Linked DNA regions of Homo sapiens: region 2 is linked to region 1. A link is a contact called in ENCODE Hi-C or POLR2A ChIA-PET data. All regions are on one chromosome and are shown on one strand. Each heading gives the region's core, a stretch centred on a gene start or an enhancer-like site at or near the end of the contact. The rest is flanking DNA. Distances are from core to core; before and after follow the strand shown. Region 1 overlaps LAMA3 (laminin subunit alpha 3). Region 2 overlaps LAMA3 (laminin subunit alpha 3).

Evidence for each region. A loop is a pair of places that touch in the nucleus more often than their neighbours do. ChIA-PET counts read pairs that join two places held with the same protein, here RNA polymerase II (POLR2A). Pooled maps may share reads with other maps.
Region 2: a pooled map shows a loop between it and region 1 (2.0-fold over the local background). The contact joins two enhancer-like sites. A Hi-C loop is called at or near these places in 7 of 168 maps with a recorded cell type or tissue (CD4-positive, alpha-beta T cell, CD4-positive, alpha-beta memory T cell, CD8-positive, alpha-beta T cell and 3 more), 1 of 37 single-sample maps with no recorded cell type and 9 of 50 pooled maps. POLR2A ChIA-PET finds 5 or more read pairs at or near these places in 2 of 52 experiments (GM12878 and MCF 10A).

Annotation. Positions count from the first base shown.
Region 1 is chr18:23,883,126-23,886,006 of GRCh38, reverse strand. LAMA3 (laminin subunit alpha 3) reads right to left here. Exons shown (of 75, transcript NM_198129.4): 41 at 1,154-1,234. Among named protein-coding and RNA genes, the nearest start is that of LINC02958, 98 kb to the left of the region's middle. Within about 2 kb of position 1,491, at least 14 of the 41 ENCODE cell types and tissues checked have a DNase peak (open chromatin) inside an H3K27ac peak, as active enhancers do.
Region 2 is chr18:23,926,442-23,929,141 of GRCh38, reverse strand. It overlaps LAMA3 (laminin subunit alpha 3), which reads right to left. Exons shown (of 75, transcript NM_198129.4): 63 at 902-1,019; 64 at 377-517. Among named protein-coding and RNA genes, the nearest start is that of LINC02958, 55 kb to the left of the region's middle. Within about 2 kb of position 1,306, at least 2 of the 41 ENCODE cell types and tissues checked have a DNase peak (open chromatin) inside an H3K27ac peak, as active enhancers do.

The sequences.
Region 1 (2,881 bases), core at 242-2,741:
AGATATTACTAACATAGTATTAGATAAGAAAACAAGTCAAAACAGAAAGTAAAACAGGAATCTACTTTTTTTTTTAAGGGTTCACACATTTAGAAATGATTTGTAGGAACAAACAGCCAGCTTTTTAACAGTGGCTTTCTGTAGACAAAATGATTATGAATAGGATTGTATGTGAAAGCGTTTGAGTGCACAGGGCTAGGTTGTAGGGGGGCCCTCACTGGTTCTCTGCTCGTTTGTTTTTCATCATTTTATAATAAATATGTATTGATTTTATGAGAAAGTTATTTTAAATTTTAAAATATGTAAACCATATGATTCATTTTTCATACTGTTACTTTCCCAAATATGTGTGTGCTTTCTTCTCAGCTAGGTTATAAGTATCTTTTATATCTTTCTCAGTACTTGGCAGTGTCCTATGCATAGTGGCTAATCATGAAAATTGTCCATGAATAACTAAAGCTTGGTTCTGCAGCCCTTTGTCATTAATTTTACAGTTTCCATTCCACAACATTTATTATTTTGTTTCACAAACATTACCGAACACCTATTATGTGAACAGTACCATTCTTGGAACCAGGGATTCCGAAATAAACAAGACATAGATTGTCCTGAAAGTGTTCAAAATATAGTGTGGGGATAGAGGGGTGTGTGTGGGGTGGGGGTGGGGGTGGGGGGGTGGGGGGGCTATCTAGGCTAGGGCTGTGGATATGTGTGTGTACGGAAGAGTGTAGACAGTTGTACATGTGTACAGGTAAGTAGGGATACGTTGAGGGCAGGTGTATGTGGAGATATGTGGAAGGGACATGTCGAAATAGGGGGTATGCAGAGATCATTGTGGAGGAGGGGTAGGTAGGGAGGTGTCGGGGGTTGAGGTACACAGGGGTGCGTGTTGGGGGGATGTAGGTAGAGCTACTTGTGGGTGAGTGTATGCGTTGTGCCTCATTCTCAGTTTTCTGAAACGTACAAAGCAGGAAAGAGAATGATATTAATGATTTATTAGGTGAGCAGTCTTGTATTTTTCCCAAGAGACCTTTTTCCAGGCCTCAGTCAAACTCCCAGCCCCACCCCTAGCTCTGTGCCAGCACCTGGCAGCCCCACCCACAGCCCTCCCCGCCCCCTCTGCAGGCTGAGGCGGGAGGGGCGCCCACCTTACCTTTCACACTGTGTTCCTGTGTACCCAGCTTTGCAGGAGCACCGCACGTCTCCCCCATTCACCACACAGCCAGTGGCAAAGCTTGAAAGAAGACAGAAAAAGGCCCCATCAAAAACACAGATCGATAGGATTTATGCTTATTTTTTACCACAAAGGACTGGCTTGTATTAAGTGAGCACTGAAACCCAGGGTCTGGTTACTTTGTGTGAAGAAAATTTTGCCCATCAAGACTTGGAGAGATAATGATGAATGATCTCAGCCGACACAGGGCAATTTTGGTGAACAAGGACTGAAGGCATTTATTTTATTTGTTCCTTGGGGAAGAGCATTTTTTCCCCTTAAGACAGAGCAGAGTAACTCACTTTGGAAGAGATGATTACAACAGCATTTTTCCAGGAATAACAAGGAAGGAGTAAAACAAGTCTAGGCAGAAAAAAGAACAGAGAGTTCTGATTCTTTAAAAAAAAACGTTCTCCTTGTTGATTCTAGTTCTTTTCTATCAGGCACATTGCCTTCTGGGAAGAAAAGTTGGTGGGGAGGCCAGGCCCTGGAGCCCCCTAAAGATGCACAGAGACCACTCGCCTGCCTCGGCATTTCTGTGGGCACAATCATTGCTGATTCTCACTTTTTTTTCAAACCAAGTTGTGGAATTTTGATCCCTTTTCTTTTAGCTCTAAAGTGGTGATATTTTACACTTGATTTTAGCCAAAAGGCTGAGAAGCAATAAGTGATGATATTTTAGAAGCAGCTTTAAACACACACACACACACACACACACACACACACACACACACACACACACACACCAAAGAGACCATGAAAAAGCCCTGTTGTCTGCCACTGGACATGACACTGATGACATCTGAGGGAATATCACTCCATTTGCTGGTAAGAGAATGCCTGTTTAGGAAGCCTCTCAAAAGACAGTTAGACATTGGTCAGCACTATTAATATTGCAGGAAGGAGAAATAGATACAAATAGAGTTTTACTGATAAATTCAAAGACCTACGTGTTACTTCAACTTATGGAAGCTGGAAGCTGACCTTGATGCTACTACGCTTTGCAAATGAAAATGAAAAACTTTTTCCAAGCACCCCAGTGGAAATCTCGCTGCTTTCTACTTTTGCCAGCTTCTCTTCAAACAAGTCTGGGCAAGCTCATGTGATTGATCCCTTGACAAATAAAGCTGCAGGATGGGGCGGGCTTCACGAGCATCAAAGACATAGACAGCAAAGCAGGGTGAGCATTCCAAATAGGTCTCTCCAGAGAAGCCACACTTGGCACATGACTTCTGGTGATGTTAGGACTTGGCCCATGTGTCTGTTAAGGGCTGATATAGGCCTGCCTTTGTGATCCACACTTGTTTCTGAGTCTATGTACTAGTGAGATGTTCTCAGTATCTTCTTGATTTTCAGAACAACTCTTGCTTCACTTAGTTTGTTACATCATTCTTTGCTTGGGCCCACAGTGAACCCTTTGTGATGAGTAAGGATATGACAAAGTGCCACACTTAAGGAGAGAGGGGGTTACCTTGAAAACACAGTGGTGGATTCCTACCTATGTAGTCTATTGGTCACTCTGGAGGCTGAATGAGAGCTCAGATCACTCAGTGGCTCAGAACTGCCCCAAAATTTCCATCGCACTGAGGATAAGATCCAGATGCTTGACCACAGCCTGCAGGGTTCTGCAGGATCTGGGTCCTGGTTGCTCCACCAACCTCACCTCTG
Region 2 (2,700 bases), core at 57-2,556, 43 kb before region 1:
AATCAAAAAGAAATCATAGGGACACACTCTGATTTTCTTTCTGAGCTCTGAAACTTTAAGCTACATTATTAACTACAGTAGTTATAATCCACCTTAACTCTTATTATAAAATATACCTGAAAAGAATAAAAATGAGTCCGCGAGTACACACAAATGCAACTCTGTAAATTATAATGTTACTTTCTAAACTTGATTTCTTTGAGGACCTACCCCAGAGTGGGGAATAACGTTTATGGTTGAACTATACAATAGCATTTACTGTGTGATGATAGAAAAAATGTACAACTCCACCACTTTCTAAATCTCTCTGTTGTTTTTAACATCAAACTTTGAGTCAGGTTTAAATCTTGTTTGATATTAATGCACTACTGCATACCCATGTCTGATGATCTAATAATATGCCACTGGGTTGAAAGGTCTGAAATCCAAATGAGGCCTGGAGGTGGTCAGTAGGTGGTAAGCCCAAATCAGTGAAACTCAATTGTCCTCCTCTGGAGAATGAGGCAGATCGCACAAGCTGAAATGCAAACATGGAATAAATTACTGGCATTGTAATCATTTCTTGGCTGAAATACAGTACCTTACCCTATCTCACTTTACTCAAACTGATTAATGTGATTTATGTAACCTCAGAAAGAAAGAGAGCTTACTTTTCTGCATAATAAGTCAGCAATCATCTGTAAGTTTTTGTGTATATAGTTGGTCTTCCTACTTTCCTACAAAGTTAATGTGCAAACCTGAAAAGGTTCAGCATCTTGCAAGCACATGGGGAGTGTATATGAGCCAGTTCACTGTAACACTGTGTGCTATCAGAAAGAAGTCAAAAGTTGCTGCGTTAATGGATACGGAAGGTGGGTTGGCTGGGAAGCACTCCTTCACGAGGTTCTGAACTTTCACTTACCTTCCAGTCTTCCGAGCACTTTTTGGTTACTCCCACAGTATCATTCAATCTAACGACACCACTGGTTTTCTTCAAATTTTTCATGCAGCCTCGGAAAGCAGGCGTAGAAATGTTAAATCTGATTACGAACACAGATAAAAGGAAGAGATGGATCATGTCAGGCTCACGTGAAATCAGAGCTGAAACGCTGTGCTCTTTAGTACTTTTCACCCATAAATGAGTAGGTGTTTTATGTTTATCCTTTCCCATGGGATTCCCATAATGCTACTTATTTTATGATGCTGGGAGAACTGACTTCCTTTCTGTGTAAGTTTACATTCCCAGCTTTAAAAATGCAGACAACAATGTTAACAGAAGAATGGCCAGTGGCCGCAAAAGGTAAAGAGACAGAGAACATGCACAATATCTAGAACTGCCCGTCCCTCCCCGCTGGAGTCACGGCATTGCAGGTGGATAGGACATGTATTAATAAGTTAATAGATGATATATGATATACATATATATTAATAAAGTAATAAATCATTTGTAGGAACCAGGAGTGCTCTAGAAAACCTTTTGCTCTTTTTTTTCTGTTCACTGTTAAGTTAGCCACTGTAAAGTCAGAAGAAACAAAGTGTTACTTTTTGGTTCTATTCAATTATGAAAAACGTAGCTTGATTTAACCAATGCCAAGCTGAAACAATGGAACACATTGTCTGGGTTCATATGCTGCTGTATCTACCACCTCCTACCTGTGGGCAAAGGGTTATTGCCAGGATTTAAAAAATTAACGGGCCGGGTGGGGTGGCTCATGCCTGTAATCCCAGCACTTTGGGAGGCCAAGTCAGGTGGATCACTTGAGGTCAGGTGTTCGAGATCAGGCTGGTCAACATTGTGAAAACTTAACTCTACTAAAAATACAAAAATTAGCTGGACGTGGTGGCAGGCACCTGTAGTCCCAGCTACCCGGGAGCTGAGGTTGGAGAATCATCTGAACCCGGGAGGCGGAGGTTGCAGTGAGCTGAGATCGTGCCACTGTACTCCAGCCTGGCAACAAAGCGAGACTCTGCCTCAAAAAACAAAAACAAAACCAAAAAAACAAGTTAACGTACAGCAAGAGCTTGCAGCAGTGCATGGCACCTGGACGTGAATGCTCAGCAGGTGTTTCTGAGAGGCAAAATTGTGCTGCTCTGGACCAGCCAAATTGCCTGGGTTCAAGTTCTGTCCCTTCTGATTGAACAGGCAACTTTTCTCCGTGCCTGTTTCCTCATTTAGACAATGGGAATATGTGAATCTGTTTCATAGGGCTGTCATAGTCTAAGAAAGTTAATATGTGTAACACACTCAAACAGTGTTTTGTACAGAGTAAGGACTCAATGTGAGATCGTCAAGTTAGTAACTACTCCCATATTACTGCTCTTATATAATGAGAGCAATTTCTAAAGCAGCTCTTTCTACATGGCCCCAGGGCATTTCCCCTTCGATTTGACTTCTGGATCTGTCTGGAGCTGAATGCACATAAAGCATTCACACACATGAACTAACTGAAGTCCAGGCAAATATTTGTGTTTCTTAAACAAATGATGTACTAAGAAAACCCAAAGCTGATTTCATTCTAAATCCCTAATGCAGCTTACTTTTCTAAATGGAAAGGTGTCTGCATTCATTTTAATCCAATTCATTAGAAACAGTTGAGCTACCTGTAATAGACCTAAAATTAAATTTCATTAAAAGGAAAAGAAAGAAACAAATCCTCACTGGCATTACAGTATAAGCCTAATTATTTTATAAAGATGGCCTTTTGCCTCAGAAGAGGAGGA